Regions from separate parts of the Mus musculus genome. Here region 2 is linked to region 1. The links are chromatin loops, found by intact Hi-C in ENCODE. Cell type or tissue: heart. All regions are shown on one strand. Each heading gives the region's core, and the rest is flanking DNA. Links, peaks and the distances in the headings are about the cores only.

Evidence for each region. Peaks named below come from ENCODE experiments on the same cell type or tissue, not always from the same donor. Only the 100,000 strongest peaks of a DNase experiment are listed, where the experiment ranks them.
Region 2: it touches region 1 in a loop (2.0-fold over the local background); 4 of 42 quality-filtered maps call a loop at or near these places.

The regions. Positions count from the first base shown.
Region 1 is chr8:84,281,917-84,290,710 of GRCm38, forward strand. No RefSeq gene overlaps it. Among named protein-coding and RNA genes, the nearest start is that of Ccdc130, 16 kb to the left of the region's middle. In heart, for the core only: CTCF peaks have their summits at 3,947 (motif pointing left) and 7,165 (motif pointing right); DNase peaks (open chromatin) are centred at 2,945 and 3,945; H3K4me3 peaks cover 513 bases; H3K27ac peaks cover 489 bases.
Region 2 is chr8:84,226,115-84,234,908 of GRCm38, forward strand. It overlaps Zswim4 (zinc finger SWIM-type containing 4), which reads right to left. Exons shown (of 14, transcript NM_172503.3): 2 at 8,789-8,794; 3 at 4,627-4,983; 4 at 2,909-3,057; 5 at 2,678-2,828; 6 at 558-725; 7 at 1-52. Among named protein-coding and RNA genes, the nearest start is that of Zswim4, 6.5 kb to the right of the region's middle. In heart, for the core only: a CTCF peak has its summit at 4,835 (motif pointing left); no DNase peak of the experiment used is centred there.

The sequences.
Region 1 (8,794 bases), core at 165-8,164:
AGAGAGAGAGAGAGAGAGAGAGAGAGAGAGAGAGAGAGAGAGAGGGAGAGGAGTCTATGCTTCAGTTTTCCTCAACCACCCCTCGTTTATTTGGTTTCTAAAGTCCTTTGTGTAAACAAAACCTTGAAAGGGACATTTGCTTACAAATCTGCCCCTCTTGTAACAGCAGAAAAGCAGGACACAAAGGATTGTGGTCCACACGTACTTAGTGATACCACTGACTTAGCTTGTGGACATGCGCATGGGAGGAGCACAGATGATTAACAGGAAAGCTCCCTCTCAAATGTAGAAAGACACCTTCCATCAAAGTCGTGGCAGGTTTGGGGGCTCTGCAAGAAGAGAAATCACAAAGGAAGCTTTAGCCCAAAGAGTTCAAAACCCCTGTGCACAACCTCCAAACAAGAATGATGGGGCTGGAGAGATGGCTCAGTGGTTAAGAGCACTGTCTGCTCTGCCAGAGGTCCTGAGTTCAATTTCCAGCAACCACATGGTGGCTCACAGCCATCTGTAATGGGATCTGATGCCCTCCTCTGGCATGTCTAAAGACAGCTACAGTGTACTCATATAAATAAAAATAAATAAATCTTTAAAAAAAAGAAAAAAGAATGATCCTGGGATAGGGAGCTGGCTCAGTCATAGTGCCGGCTGTGCAGCATGAGGTCCTGAGTTCAGACTCCAACCCCATGTGGAAGTTGTGCATGTCAGCATAGATCTGTACCCTGGTGCTGGAAGTGAGGGTAGAGACAGGCAGAACCCTGGAGCTCATTAGCCAGTCATGCCAGCCAATCAGTGAGCTCCAGGCTCAATGAAAGACGCTACCTCAAGAAAATAGGCAGTTGACAAACACCTGGCATGGACTTCTGGCCTGACTACTCACACGTACACACCCCTTGACATGTGTATATATCACACACACACACACACACACACACACACACTGTCTCTGGCTGCTTTTCCGGAGGACCTGGGTTTGATTCCCAGCACCCACATTACACGATGGCTCACCATTGTTTGTAACTTCAGTTCTAGGGGATTCAATGCTCCCTGCAGAGTCCTGACTGGGAGTCTGCATTGAAAGGTTGAAGAGAGGCTGGATGGTGACATCTCTGCACTCAGGGGGCCAACCTGGGCTATACAGTAGGATCCTGATGGAGGCAGAGAGGGTTATCCAACTGCCTCAAGTTCCTGCTTTTTGCAGGCAGGTGGATGCTGGAGAGCACTGAAGGAAGAAGCAACAGCCTTTTGTTAGAAAGAAATCAACCACTGCTAAAGAGCTGATAGGAGCACTTGGGAGAGTCCTAAACTTTAGACATAGTGCATGTGCCTCATGTGTGTGTGTGTGCGTGTGTTTGTGTGTGTGTGTGTGTGTGTGTGCACGTGCCTGTGCTCATGCATCCTGGGTATCAAATCCAGGGACTGGTGCATGCCAAGCAAACGCTCTACCAGCTAAGCTACACTCCCAGCCCATCATAGAGCCTGGGTCTTAATTAATTTTTTCTCATGCACACACTAGGGTGCCTTGTTTTTAAACACCATAATTTCCCACAAACAAGCCCCCTGCCATGGGTGTAAACCACCACTGTAATTTACTTGTTAGAATCAGGCATAATAATGCATTTATCTGAATGGGAACAACAGCTGTATGGAGGTGAAAAGCCAGGGGGTGGTTGCTGAAGGGGTTCAATAATTTATGGCAAACACAGGAATTGGCTCCGTGGGTCAAGAGGACTCCAGGCTCCATCTACCGAATCACATAGCAAAAAGGCATTGTGCTGGCTATCTTCTGTCAGCTTCACACAGCTAAGTGACATCTGGGAATAGGAGACTTGCCTGAGGAAATGCCTACACCAGACTGTAGGAGTCTACTCCCGGGCATTTTCATGGTTAGTGATTGACGTGGGATGCCTCAGGCCCCGTGAGTAGTGTCACTCCTGGGCAGTATGACAAGGCAGGCCTCCAGGAGCAAGCCAGTAAACAGCATTCCTTCATGGCTTCTGCTTTAGTTCCTGTCCCAACTTCTGTTCATGATGGCGGGTCAACTGTAAGATTAAACAAATACTTTACTCCACCATAGCTTTAAGTTGCTGCGTGTAATTTTAAAAATGTGCTTGTTCTTTTTCGAGAGCTTGCTTTTCCCAAGAACCCAGGGAGCTGCGATTACTTTACACCAGCCAATCACCCCACAGCTAGCTCAGCCAGTTGCCAAAGACCTCCCCATGGCTGTGTCCTTTCTCCTGCCCACCTGAGTTGCTGCAGATGAAAAACACCAGACAACCTTAATATTTAAATACTAGCCAGATAACTCAATGGCTAGGCACAGGATCTATTGTTCTAAACTCATCAGCTATCCTATATCAAAATTCCGCAGGTGGCGAAGACCACCACCAGTTCTAGTTGCTCCCAGGCCTTACATGGTTCATGCTCCTCTCCCCAAAGTCTGGCTGAAAAGACCTCTCTCTGTCTCGTCCCCCTCCTCTTCTTCCTGGGACCCAGAAATCGCACCTTTTTTCCTTGGCCCAGGGATTAGCTTCTGTGGAAACCTAACACAGAAATTGGTAGCTGAGAGTGGGCAATTGTTGCAACGGATCTGACTGAATTATTTTGGGATGGCTGTTGAAGTATTTGGAAATTTGGGCCTAAAAAAAGCCGTATTCCAAGTTTAATGACTATTGTGTGGAAGCTTCAAAGATAAGAATGATGAGATAAATCCGTGGAAGTCTGGCTTGTGAAGTTTCAGAGTCTCCCAAAGACTCTCAGGGCTGTTCCTGCAATATGTTTCTTAGGCTGGAAGCCCTGCCCTCCCACGCACAAGCTGAGAAACCCAGTCTGCCCTCCCCCTCCCCCCGCAGCCCCACCCACACAGAGAACAACCCCCATCCCCCACAGACCTGCTTGGAGAAAACTCCAGGCTGACATGTCATCAGTCCTTGTCTCTGCGTTCACGGCAACCCACCCAAGAGTTTTTAGCAGTACGGAAGCTGAAGGACTGAGGGGTAATGACGAGCCGGCAGTGCCTGGAGCCTAATGAGACAAGCTGTACTGAAGATGGAAGAGGCAGAGAAATGGCGGGGCTGAAGCCCTGTGGGAGCCCAGAAGAGTGTGAGTTCCACATGCTGGACACATTAAAGAGTTTATGTATACATCTGGGTTTTGAATTTACTTTGATCTAACTAAAACTGTGCCCTGTTCTTAGACTAAGAATGTATGTAACTGATTTTTTTTTTTAGCTTAATATAGTTGACAGACTTTGAACTTTAAGGAGACATTGAATTTGTAGAGAGAGCTTGGATTTTTAAAGTTATAGAATTTTTTAGAAGGCTGCAGAATTCCAGGACGGCAGCCACACTGGGTTGATTTCACCAACACAGCTGACACTTACAAAAACATTGTGTAAACAAAATAAAGTAACTGTCTAACAGACCTAAGAGGAGAGGGGGTGTGCTGGGAGTGTGGCTGACCACTGCTTCACCTTGTACAAGGCTCTGGGTTCCACACCGGAAGCAGCAAAACAAGCAAACAAAAAGATTGGGTCATATGCTTGTCTGTGGTGCAGGAAATCCTAAGGGCCTGCTGATCTCCTGAAGGTTTATGGGTGCTTCCCCTAAACTTGATATTTTTGGTTCTTTATGCCATGTGACTTTATGGGTGTTTATGTTGATTGGTGTTTTATGCCATGTGACTTTATTAACTAAGATGGCAATGAAGTTATATGGTCCTCACCATCAAGATGATACCATTATGATAGCAGCCAAGTCACAGGGCTGTCTCCATCTTGATGATCTTACTATCCAAGATAGCAACGGAACAAGATTACTTTCCTTAAAAAAAAATTAAGGGCTGGAGAGGTGGCTCAGTTGTTAGGAAGACTTCATGTTCTTGCAGGGGGTCCAGGTTCAGTTTCTAGGTGGCTCACAGCTGTTTACCAGTTCCCAGGGATCTGGTGCCCTCTTCTGGCCTCTATGGGTATCAGGCATGCACACAGTGCACAGACATACACGCAAATAAAACATTCATATGAGTCAGGCAGTGGTGGCGCACACCTTTAATCCCAGCACTCGGGAGGCAGAAGCAGGCAGATTTCTGAGTTCGAGGCCAGCCTGGTCTACAAAGTGAGTTCCAGGACAGCCAGGGCTATACAGAGAAACCCTGTCTCAAAAACAAAAAAACAAAACAAACAAACATGAAAACCCAACCAACAAAGACATTCATATGCATAAAATAAACATTAAAATGAAAGGGATTTTATTTTGCATATCAGATTGTTTGCCTCTGTGTGTGTGTGTGTGTGTGTGTGCGTGTGCGTGTGCGTGTGCACCATATATGTGCCTGATGCTTACAGAAGCCAGAGAGGGCATTAGATCCCCTCTTCTGGCACCACAGATCCATATATATCTGCTCATATACACACATACATGTACATAATACACATACCACACACAATTCACACCATACGAACATATGTACATACACATGCATACAATACATATGTACACATACAAATACAATACTTGACATATACACAAGCCACATATCTCTTTATACACACCATATACACTATAGCATAGATAAACACATCCACACATATAAACATACTCCACACATATGTATATGCACATACACTCAATACCACACACACCACCCATAAACACTACCTGTACTGGCTAGTTTTGTGTCAACTTGACACAGCTGGAGTTATCACAGAGAAAGGAGCTTCAGTTGAGGAAATGCCTCCATGAGATCCAACTGTAAGGCATTTTCTCAATTAGTGATCAAGGGGGAAAGACCCCTTGTGGGTGGGACCATCTCTGGGCTGGTAGTCTTGGTTCTATAAGAGAGCAGGCTGAGCAAGCCAGGGGAAGCAAGCCAGTAAAGAACATCCCTCCATGACCTCTGCATCGGCTCCTGCTTCCTGACCTGCTTGAGTTCCAGTCCTGACTTCCTTGGTGATGAACAGCAGTGTGGAAGTGTAAGCCGAATAAACCCTTTCCTCCCCAACTTGCTTCTTGGTCATGATGTTTGTGCAGGAATAGAAACCCTGACTAAGACAAATTGGTACCAGCAGAGTGGGATATTCCTGTGACAACCTGACCATGTTTTGGGGAGGACTGTGGAAGGACTTTGGAACTTTGGGCTTGAAGATCCATTTGTTGTTAAGAGCTCTGTCAGATGTTGTGTAGGAGCTTGGAAGATAATGTTGAGAACGGTGCAGAAGATGGAGGTCTGGTTTGTGAAATTTCAGAGGGAAAATTAAAGACTCTTTTCAGGGCCATTGCTGCTTTGATTGTGAAGATTCTGTAGTTCTGGTTAGCTGGGGCTGAAGAATCAGCTGTGATTAATAAGATACCAGAACTACCAAAGCAAAAATTTTGCATTACTGGGACTATTGATGCTGGTTAGCTGGAGCTAAGAAATTAGTGGTGATTAAGAAGAGACCAGCATCATTGAGGTGACATCTTCTGGGAAGTGTTTTCTGAAAGAACAAAGAGGCTGTGTTCCAGAGATGGCCAAGGTTGTACTCCTGCTGCAGCGGGACTTGGTAATATGTAAGGGTCACCCAGGTGGTACTGGTTTTGAAGGCATGAAGGGGTCACGCAAAGCAGCTGAGGCTCGGCACTGTGAGAGGCCATGGAAGGCCATTGGTGAAGGTGCAGCCTTAGTTGCAATTGAAGGCCCAGGACTGAAGGGGTCATGCAGTGTTTTGGAGATGCCAGTACCATGAGATGACCACCAAGAGCAGCAGCAGCAGTGGAGTACAGGCATCTGGAGCCTAGAGGATGACGCGTGTGCTACATAGGGCCTGGCTGGAGAAGTGACCCAAGCCCTTGGAGGAGCCCAGAAGATCGTGAGTTGGATCCCAGACATTGGACGGTTGGAGATTGACTTTTGCTTTTGATTGTGACTGTGCCCTGATATTTTCCCTCTTGAAGGAAGAAACTGTTTTAGTGGAGCCCACAGTTAAGAAACTTTTAATTGTAAAAAGACTTTGGATTTTAAAAGAGATGGATATTTTAAAGAGATTGAAATTTTAAGAATATGTAAAGACTGTGGGACGTTTAAAGTTATTTAAGATCTTGGAGATGAATAAGAACTAAGGGTTGAGGCTTACTAGTGATGTTTTTGTGTGTCAAGTTGACAAGGGGTCAATTGTACTGGCTAGTTTTGTGTCAACTTGACACAGCTGGAGTTATCACAGAGAAAGGAACTTCAGTTGAGGAAATGCCTCCATGAGATCCAACTGTAAGGCATTTTCTCAATTAGTGATCAAGGGGGAAAGACCCCTTGTGGGTGGGACCATCTCTGGGCTGGTAGTCTTGGTTCTATAAGAAAGCAGGCTGAGCAAGCCAGGTGAGGCAAGCCAGTAAAGAACATCCCTCCATGGCCTCTGCATCAGCTCTTGCTTCCTGACCTGCTTGAGTTCCAGTCCTGGCTTCCTTTGGTGATGAACAGCAGTGTGGAAGTGTAAGCCAAATAAACCCTTTCCTCCCCAACTTGCTTTTTGGTCATGATGTTTGTGCAGGAATAGAAACCCTGACTAAGACACTACCCAAATAAAAACACCATGTGTATATATATACACGTTGTATGGTGTGTTCCTCTGAATGATAACATTCCCTCCAGCATGCCCCTACACTGGGGTATTGAACACCCTCAGGCCCAAGGGCCTCTCCTCCCACTGATGTCCAACAAGGCCATCCTCTGCCACATATGTGGCCAGTGCCATGGGTCCCTCCATGTGTATTCTTTGGTTGGTGGTCCAGTCCCTGGGAGCCCTGGGGGGTCTGGCCTGTTGACACTGTTGCTTCCTCCATGGGGCTGCAAACTCCCTCAGCTCCTTCAGTCCCTTCTCCAACTCCTCTATCGGGGACCCCTGAGCTCAATCTAATGGTTGGCTGCAAGCATCTGCCTTTGTATTGTCAGGCTCTGGCAGAGCCTCTCAGGAGACAGCCATATCAGCAAGCACTTTCCGGCATTCACCATAACGTCTGGGTTTGGTGACTGTGTATGGGATGGATCCCCAGGTGAGGAAGTCTCTGGATGGCCTTTCCTTCAGTCTCTGCCAGATCATTTTTTTCAGGAAGTTTTTTTTTTTTTTTTTTTTTTTTATTCTCACTTAAAAAGAATTATGATTTATGTGTGGGTCTGTGTACAGATGAGTGCAGTGCCCCAAAAGGCCAGAGGAGGGCACTGGATACCCTGGAGTTGGAGTTATAGGTGGATGTGACCTGCCCAGCATCGGGCTGGGACCCAAATCCATAGCAAGTGTTCTTCTCTAGCCCCCTTTTCACTAAACAAAACAAAACAAAACAAAACAAAAACCCCAAAACCAACAACAACAACAACAAAAATAAAAAACAAACAAACAAACAAACAAAAAAAACCCAACCAATCAAAAACCAAAAATGCCCAAAACACACAATTTTTTTTTGTTCTCTTTTTTTCCCCCACACACAATGCTTTTAATGGGGTGAAATTAATTTACTATTTTAATTTTAAGTTAAATTAATTTTCTTAGTGTGTGTGTGTGTGTCACACATGAGAAGGTGAGAGGACAACTTGTGGGCGTCGACTCTTTTCACTGCGGGGGTCCTAGAGATGGAACTCAGGTCTTCAGGTTTGGTGCAAGCCCCTTTGCTCACCTTTGCCCACCTTGCCTGCCCACATCATTTAAAAAAAATTAAACCTGGGCGGCATTATATATTGAGCGACACCCCAAATCTACATATCTTAGGGGTTCCCAGCACCTGCCAGTACCTCCCCCTGCACTGAGCCTTAACTCGTGGCCTCTAGGTTCATCATACCCCAAGCACAGAGTTAGGTTTTTCAAGATAAGAAGGCAGCACAGATTGGCACTATGGGATGCAGTGAACCATTCCTAACTAGTGTCAACCACTGCAACTGTGCCAGTTCCTGAGAAACAAGACAGTCAGGATCAACAGGGCCCTGTGTCAGAGTGTACACAGTATCAACAGGAAGGACCCTGTGTCAGAGTGTACACAGTCACACAGTCAGGATTAACAGGGCCCTGTGTCAGAGTGTACACAGTCACACAGTATCTACAGGGCCCTGTGTCAGAGTGTACACAGTCACACAGTCAGGATCAACAGGGCCCTGTGTCAGAGTGTACACAGTCACACAGTCAGTATCTACAGGGCCCTGTGTTAGAGTGTACACAGTCACACAGTCAGGATCAACAGGGCCCTGTGTCAGAGTGTACACAGTATCAACAGGAAGGACCCTGTGTCAGAGTGTACACAGTCACACAGTATCAACAGGGCCCTGTGTCAGAGTGTAAACAGTCACACAGTATCAACAGGGCCCTGTGTCAGAGTGTACACAGTCACACAGTCAGGATCAACAAGGCCCTGTGTCAGAGTGTACACAGTCACACAGTCAGGATCAACAAGGCCCTGTGCCAGAGTGTACACAGTATCAACGGGAAGGACCCTGTGTCAGAGTGTACACAGTCACACAGTCAGTATCAACAGGGCTCTTTGTCAGAGTGGTTTTTAAAAAAAGATTAATTTTAATTATGTGTCTGTGTGCATATACGTGTATGTATGCATCCGTGTGCATGCATGTGTGTGTTTGTGTGTGAATTTGATGACAGGCAACAGAACATTGGTTCCTTGACCTCTTCAGCTCTAAGCTATTATTTAAAGCAGAGCTTAAACAAGAGTGTGCTGAGCGGGGGCTGGTGAGATGGCTCAGTGGGTAAGAGCACCCGACTGCTCTTCCGAAGGTCCGGAGTTCAAATCCCAGCAACCACATGGTGGCTCACAACCATCTGTAACAA
Region 2 (8,794 bases), core at 338-8,337, 56 kb before region 1:
AAAACTGTCCTGCGGGGGCTGGCGGCTGTCACCTCTTCTTCATCCTCTGAGCCTGCAGGAGATATGCTCAGTGTGTAATGATGGTGCTGGCAGTCACACTGTGCCAGCTGCTCCCCCCAGGTGCCAACCCCAGGTTCCACCCTAGGCAGGTAATGGATCTGAGTTCTTGAAACAAATCTTCAAGGGGAAAGGGGCTGGCATCTGTCATGGTGCTGCCACACAGGTGGGATGTCTTTTCCTCTTTGCTCTCCCTTCTCTCCTCCATCTTTGCTTCTTCCTGACCTCTCTACTGCCTTTCTTCCGTATCCCTCTTTACTTGCCGCACCCACACTCACAGCATGGCCCCTCACGCTGGGTTCCTGTCCTTTTCCCAGTCCATCTTCTCACTGATCCTTTGCTATCGGGAGGCCTAGTGAGCACCATCGTTACTCCTGCCCCAGGCACTTGCTCCCTCTGGATGGCCCTCTCATCTCTCTCCTGGGACACAGTGCGGTGACAGTAGGCTGAACTAGAGTAAGTGGTGATGGTTTTTGGAAACAGAATAGGCCCCTTCCTACCTGTCCTGGAGGTTAGAGCAGGCTGTAGGCTGGGGATGTCCAAGGAATAGTTGCCTTCTTCCAGTGGGCACACATCTAGCTTGTCCCATGTGCCAAGTAGCTGCAGCCATCCCGACCGCTCATCTGGTTTGCAGTGTGGGCTCAAAATGACACAGACCCACAAAGCCCCTGAAGAGCAGACAGACACTCAGTATCCAGGCCAACATCATTAACACAGGCTGATAAGCAGCTGCTGCAGCCTGGGCATGTGTCCTATCCATGGGTAAAGAAATAAAGTAGGGCCAGTGATAGGGCACAGCGGGTAAAAGTGCTTGCCATCAAGACTGATGACCCACGTTCAGTCCCTCGGACCCCCACACATAAGGAGAGAGCTCCACAAAGCTGCCCCTTGACCTACACATGTGCACTATGGTACAGCCACACATATATATACAATATAAGTAAATATAACTTAGGTCGGGGAACTGAAGTACGGCAGAGAAACTCCACTTGTTCTAGGTCACACTGCATGTGAGCTGCAAGCCAGGACTCACGCCTGCTCAGCTTAGTGTGCTTTTGCATTGTTTCTTTCTCCTTGTCGACGCTGCCTTTTACTATCTAACACAGCGCACAGCAGCCAATGGGCAAAACACTGTACAGACAATAAAGTCAACCCACAGTTTGGCGTTTCTTTCTCTCTTGTGATCTCTCTTCAAGTGACTATCAAGTTAAGATTATCTCTGCTCTTCTTCTGAGGCAGGGTCTTGCTCTGTAGCCCAGGCTAGCTTGGAACTCACCACTTTCCTGTCTCAGACCCCAAGGTACTGTATTATGGGTATTTCCAACTAGCTCTGCCACATTTTCACATTTTTTAATGGTGAGGAAAATATTAAAAAGAAAAAAGATTATTTTGAGATTTGTGCAAATGATACAAAGTTCAAAGAAACAGGAGTAGCTGCAGGTTGTACATGCCTGTAATCAAGCACCCAGGAGGCTAAGCAGAACTGAGCCAGCCTGAGCTATACAGAGCAAGACTGGCTAAAACCAGAAAGTGTCCATAGCTATGTCTTACTGGGATACTTCCCTACGTGTTCTGTAACTGTGTACACACTGGTGCTGGGAACAATCCTGAGGCCTTGTTCCTGACACACAAACATCCAACCATTGGCTGTGCCACACCCAATGTGACAGAGGTCTGGTTGGTTTTCTGCTACACTGGTGGGGCCCAACAAAGCTGAAGACACTATTTAGTTTTGTAAAACTGTGAGCTGTGGCGTAGCCTAAAGTCCTCAGCCCCACATTAGAGGATCCAACATCTGCTGATTCTATCAACCATGGATTGAATTGAAAGGACTTAATAAAAAACAAAAAAATGGTGTCTTTACTGGATAGAAACAGCCATCTTTTTCTTGTTATTATTCTTCAAACAATATGATGACAACTATCTCTGTGGCCCTGATCTTGCACTTTAAGTTAGCTGGAGGTAACTGAGAGAACACCAAGGACCAAGTGAGTCCCAGCTCAGGGTGCAGTACATGCTTAGCAGAACCTGGGGTTCTATCTTCAGCATCAATCAATTGATCAACCAATCCAGCCATCTCTGGTGGTGACCAGTGAGCCCTCCAGCACTTGGGAAGAAAGACCAGGAACTCAGGGTCATCCCTTGCAACACTGTGAGCTTGAGGTCAGCCTGAATCAAAACAAGACAAAACTATACAGAAAGGGTATGTACAAAGTCTCTGTAACACTGGCTGGTTTTACGTCAGGTCCCTGGGCATCCCAGATGTCTGTGCCTTGGAGGATGTGGGACACCATGGGACAAAGCTATGTAGCACTTAACCATCTATGCAAGCATGGATCCTCCCATCCACTCCCCATCCATGAACATATCCATCCACATTTGCTGGAGCATGCATACTATGCAAGCCTGCAACCACTGAGTTATATCCCTAGTCCAAAACATATAACATTAATCATGATCTTCCCTACTGGATATTAATCCCAGGAGAGCCAGACTTTTGTGTTTTGTTCTCTCTGGGAGTTCCAGCACCCAGTAGGTGGCTGGCATGTTGGAAATACTTAATAATGCTAAGTAGAGAAGAGATTTGGGGCACAGATGCTAACATGAATGGGAGCCTCACCCAGCTCATCCCACAGCTGCCGGCACTTGTCTGTCATGCCAGCACCTTGCTGCCGCCACAGGGCCAGGCGAGGGTCCTGCAGGAACTGCTCAGTCATGAGGATTAGCATGCGTGCCCCATTGGAGTCCCGTGCTCGAAGCATCTCCCGCACCTGTGCAGAGACACAAGTGGTAAGAAAGAGAAGTGCATACCAGGCGGGCCCTCTACTCTGCCCAGCCCCAGCCTTGGCACCTTGCTGAACATGGAGCGCAGCTGCTGGCTGGCCCCATAGTGGCCACCATTGGACAGCAGCTGTTTCACCTGCTCTTGGATCTGCTCCTCATCCAGATGCCAACAGTTGGCATCTTCTGTGCCTGCACCCGCTGTGGGATCTGGGGCACCTGCGGGGACAAGAGTAGAGTGTCCACTCTTGCTGTGTCCATTCCTCCAAAGTCCACAATCCATTCCACCATACCAGCAATCCACCTATTAACTCACCACCCATCCATTTGTCCTCTACACACTCATTTATCCAACCATCCATCCCTCCACCATTCTCTTCCATCCACCTAATATTCTACCATGAATACATCTGTCCATCCAGGCATTGGTCCCAAACACTACAAGCCCCTTCGTTCACTTAGTCAGGTACTATGGAAACACTGTTTGTATCCATTCATCTTCCACAAAACATCAGTCACTCATCCATTTCCTCATCCATCATCTTACCAGACACCGCCCATCCGTAGTAAGCCAGTTTCTATCCATCTCCTCATCTCCATACCAGTTCCTCCACACCCACATTCTGTACACAGCCTGGTTCACCAGTCTTGCCTCCAGCCCACCTTCAATGTATGCACTCATCCTATGACTCCACCTGCCCACCATCTGGACTTGTCTCGACACTCAAACTACTTCGCCTTGGATTTATCAACCCATCAGTCATGTTGTGCACTCCTGAGCTACTCTGGTCCACAAACATGCCTCCATCACACCTATCACTGCTCCATGCTCCTCCCAGAACAACTACCTACCAGTCCCCAGCATGCATACCTACTGGTCTGTCTGTCTGTCTGTCTATTTTTTGTTTTTTCGAGGCAGGGTTCTCTGTAGCCCTGGCTGTCCTGGAACTCACTCTGTAGACCAGGCTGGCCTCGAACTCAAAAATCCGCCTGCCTCTGCCTCCCAAGTGCTGGGATTAAAGATGTGCGCAACCACTGCCTGGCTTTTTTTTTTTTTTAAGGAAGGGTCTCACTCTATAGTTCTGGCTGTCCTGGAACTCACTATGTAGATCAGGTTAGCCTCAAACTCAGAGATCCATCCACCTCAGCCTCCTGAGTGCTGGGATTAAAGGTGTGTGCCACTATCCCTGGATACCCACTGGCCTTTCAGAGTCCCATGCAAGCCATCTCTTCCCAGCCACCCTTCCAACGCTTAGTCCCCTCACTGCACTGTACTGATCTACCCATCTGCTTATCCCCATACTCTTCCACGGCACCAGTTCACCCTGGTGATGAATCATAACCTCCTAGAATCCACCCAGCATCCCATGACCCGAGTTAGTTCCCATCCATTACTGTTACCTTTCTACCATTATAGCCAAACAAACCAGCAGCAGACCCCTCCCTTCCAATACCTCCTGGACTGCACACCTCATTCATAACTCAGTGATTCTCATCTTTAAGTCTTTACCCTGGGACTCTGAAACACCTCACCCTGGGACTAACCCTCTGCTCTTTCTCTCCTCCCTCCCTCCCTCCCTCCCTCTCTCTCTCTGAACATGAGACAGGGTGGCACTATGTTTCAATCCACCTTAGCCTCCCCAGTCCTGAGATGACAGGCCAGTGTTACAACTTCCCTGTTTCTAACTGCCCAGGTGCCCTGGGCTCAGGCACCTTAGGATGTGTCTGTCTCTCAGTGTGTCACACCCCCAAAGCAGGGCATCATGGCCCCTCCCTCCCTCTGCTCACCATGAACCAGGTTGATCTCAGAGCCCAGCAGGAGGATCTCGTCAGCAAGACGTTGGGCGGTAGGCAGCACCTCAGTGTGGTGTGCACTGATGAGATACTGCACAAACTTCTGAAGCTGATCCCGGTTCATTTGTGACAGAGTCTCAGAGATGGGCAGCCGCAGCTCCACCTGGCGAGCATGACGGATGCGGTACAATGACAGCGCCACCACGTGGGCACAGTAGAAGAGGTCCCGATTGTCGCAGCCACAGCTCACAGATGTGATCTTGCAGCGGTCAAAGCTGATGGAGACGTGGTAGAGATGCTCTGGCTCTCCTGGGCCCCCAACTTCTCGAATATTCCCACTCAGGTGGAACCCTAAGAAAAAACACACACTGAGGAGACGGGATCGCCCCTGGGCCCCCCACTTCTCTGATGTTCCCACTCAGGTGGAACCCTAAGACAAAACATACACCGAGGAGACTGGATCACCCCAGCAAGACCTTGATGCACAATTCTGCTGAGAAGCCCAGTATGGACCACTTAATCTATTCATGCCTCAGTTTCACCATCTGTGCACACACAGCAACGATGATCTCCACATGCCACTCTAATATCTAGGTGAATTAGTCACAAGCGTTTAGAATGGCTTGATAAAGTTAAATCCAAACTCCTGATCTTAGGCCGGACGTGTTGGCGCATGCATTTAATCTCAGCACTTGGGAGGCAGAGGCAGGTGGATTTCTGAGTTCGATGCCAGCCTGGTCTACAGAGTGAGTTCCAGGACAGCCAGGTCTACACAGAGAAACCCTGTCTTGGAAAAAACAAAAAAAACCACCTGATCTTTTTGGGGGGATGGCCTCAATTGTTCTTCACCTTGTTTATTTACCTTTGGTTTTTTGACACAGGGTTTCTCTGTGTACCCTTGCATGTTCAGGAACAGGCCATTTAGACCAAGCTGGCTTCAAACTCAGAGATGCCTGTCTCTGCCTCCTGAGTGCCAGGATTAAAGTATTAAAGGTGTGAGTAAAGTCCCTAAGTGGTGCTCTGCAAAAGTCATCACAGCAGCAGCTGTCCTAGCCTACAGGCAGGGTAAGGTGCCCCTGACAGGAGCTGTCAAAATGGCGGCTCCTGTTAAAATGGCAGTGCCCCACAGCTCCTCTGCCTGCAGCCATCGGTCACAGGAGCTGTCCACGGTGATGCACCTCCTTTCCCCCTCGGCAGGAGCTCTCCCTCCAGAGCTGCCCACGGTGGACACCTTTCCTGTCTTAGCCTAAGGCTTTCCTGAAACACCACTGCAGGAGCTGTCCACGGTGGCTACATCTTCTCTCCAACCTCCCTAAGCAGCTCCACAGAGATGGCTCCTCAGACAAAGCTGCCTGTGGCCAGGAAGGACTTCCCACCCTAACCCATTGGCCTGGTGCAGTGAAAACGGGGTGAAAAAAAGGCACCAATCCCTGAGCAGGAAACCCCACTAATCCCTGATTTTCCCACACAAACCCACCAATCCTTGAGCAGGAGAACCCACCCAAGCCTGAACAGGAAACCCCACCAATTCCTGAGCTCCCCAAGCTAGACTTGAAACCACCAATCCTCAATCTGGAAACTTCTGCCCTGAAAAGTGCCACCCCCTCAGAAATCCTACAGCCCTGCCCTTTGTTCATTTCCCTGCTGTCTGCTCCTGGGAGCAGAGGGCAGCCATCCCTGGATTCATCTGTCCACACCTGGATCCTACAAGAAATCTCCTTCATGAGGTTTTCTGCCTGGTGTGACTCTCTCATCAGAAGAAACCAAGAAGAAAAGAATTACTGAAGAGAAGCGAAGAAGCAAACAAGTGGAGGAGGGCTGAGGCTCCTGAGTTCCTCAGCTCAGCTGGGGGAACCCCTCCCTCCCCCCACCCTGGTCTCCAGGAACTGCAACACCTCTGCTAAGAAGCATTCCTCTCAGAGCTGTGTGGCTCCTGGGCCCCCATGTCTGAGGATGTCCTTCTGCTGGGACACCTTTTCCCCTTAGAGCTTTATGGTTCCTGGGCTTCTGAGTCCCAGGCTACCCTCCCATCTGAACAGAAACACAGTGAGCAACTTCCCTGGGCCTCCACCTTATTCTCTGAGACAGGTTTTTTTCCTTAAACATGAAGCTAGTCCTTGGCTAGGCTAACCAGCTAGCCACAAAGGTCCTCCCACTCTCAGTGGTGTGTTACAGACATCTAACACTGTACATGGATGCTGAGCAACTGAACTTAGGTCCTCACACTTGGACAGCAGGCACTTTAACAAATGAGCCATCTCCCTTGCTGCTCTGTCCTTATTCTAATGATCAATAAATAGTATTATCAACATAGATACAATGTTTGAAATGCTTTCCCCAGCCCTTGGGTTGCTATGGTTACAACAGCTTCAGAAGCTCTGAACTTCCTAAGAACATGCCAAGGGCCTGTGGCACTTGAGGGCAAGGGGATGATGGAGCAAGCCCTGGGCAGTCCTGGGTGTCTGTCAGGCTCATCCGACTGGTTGGGCAGCCTGATGCAACATGCGTCATGCAAGGCATGGCTTCCTCATACCAGGGGTGCCCATGGGGCCTGTGGCTAGGTTATGCCCAGGAAAAGGGGTACAGAGGCTGCCAGGCAGGGTTACCCTGGCTGAGCCTTGACCAGCTATCATGGAAGGTGAAGGATAAAGTCTGACTCATGTTCTGGCTCCATCACTACTGGTCCTTTTCCATGCTCAATGCTAAGATCTTTCCTCACCTTCCTCCCTATTTCCTAAATCCAGCCTTCTCTGGTCTTTTTCTTTTCTTCTATTTCAGAACTACTGGGCTTACTGCCTGGGGTTCAGAGTCTGTTTTCTCCTCTAGCTCTAATTTTTGCTCTTCAGCCTCACTGAGACCCCCTGATGTATGACAGCAACTCTGAGAGCTGACCTCAGATGTCTGCACTCTCTCCCAGATCTGCTGCCTGAGGTCTGAGCCCGCACCTCATGGCCTGACAACTTGTTTATTTCGTTTTTAACTTAAGTCATTCTCCTCATCAGCACACAGGAGCCATCCACATCCATGGAGTACGGTTCCTCAACACAACACATGACGAGCAGAACAGGCGACTGGCTTTTCCAGCTCTGTTCACAGTGATTACTTCTGTGTTTGGAAGCCTCTAACTTCTTCCTTTTAGTTCTTTATAAAAGACACAGTAAATTTTTGTCACTATAGTCACTCTACTGTTCTGCACGTGGCCTTTGATCACAGTCTCTTCCAGGACATGGTTGCCTAAGCATCACACTCTCTCCCAGCTTCTCCCTGGGTCTAGCTACTGAGGCCTGGGATCATTCTGTTTGTTGCGAGACAGGGTCTCACTATGACGCCTTAGCTGGCCTGGAACTCACAGAGATCCATCTACCTCTGCCTTAGGCATGTGCCTCCACACTAAGACTGTTTTGGTTTTCAGAGCAGGGTTCACTGTTTAGTCCAGGCTGATCATGACCTTGAGTTCTCTGGTCCCAGCCTCCTAAGCACTGAGGTTATAACTGTGTGCCACCACATCTAGTCTTCACATTATTTTCCCCTTGGCTTTGTACACCACTGCTTCGCAGATGCCCTCTGTGTGAGGGCAGGAACTGGCTCTTCCTATGGTCAACCCTCTGGCCCTCCCTGGGACCCTGCTTCCTCGTTTCTCCACATTTTTTTCCATTCATCAGTTCAGCTGCCTGACATTCTTCACCTTCAGTTCATAATCCCGTCTCCAGTCTAAAGCCCACATTCTAGAATTATCAGCCATGTCTCAATCCCTACAGCAAGAGCCAGTCTGGGATCCAGCATGAGCTCCACTGCTCTCCTCTCCCCTTACCTGGGTCCTCTTGCTGATGCCGGGCCTTCTGTACCCCCACTTTCTGGTTCACCTTCCTCTCGCTGAGCCTCCACTATGTTCTAGTCTCTGAAGTCTACTATATCATTATCTTCAGTACTTTTTAGTACTTTTTTATCTGCCTCATTGAAACAGGATCTTACTATGTAAGCTCAGGCTGGCCTCTCCATCTCCTGCCTCTGCCTTCCCAGTGCTGTACCTGGAGAATGCCATGGTATCTCACCTGAGCCTTAGAGCAGGTTCTTGGAAGTTCCCCAGTCCCTGGCCCACCTCTCTCCTCCAGCCTCCCCCATCTCCAAGCCTCCCCAGGGTGGAAGGCTCACTCACCTACTT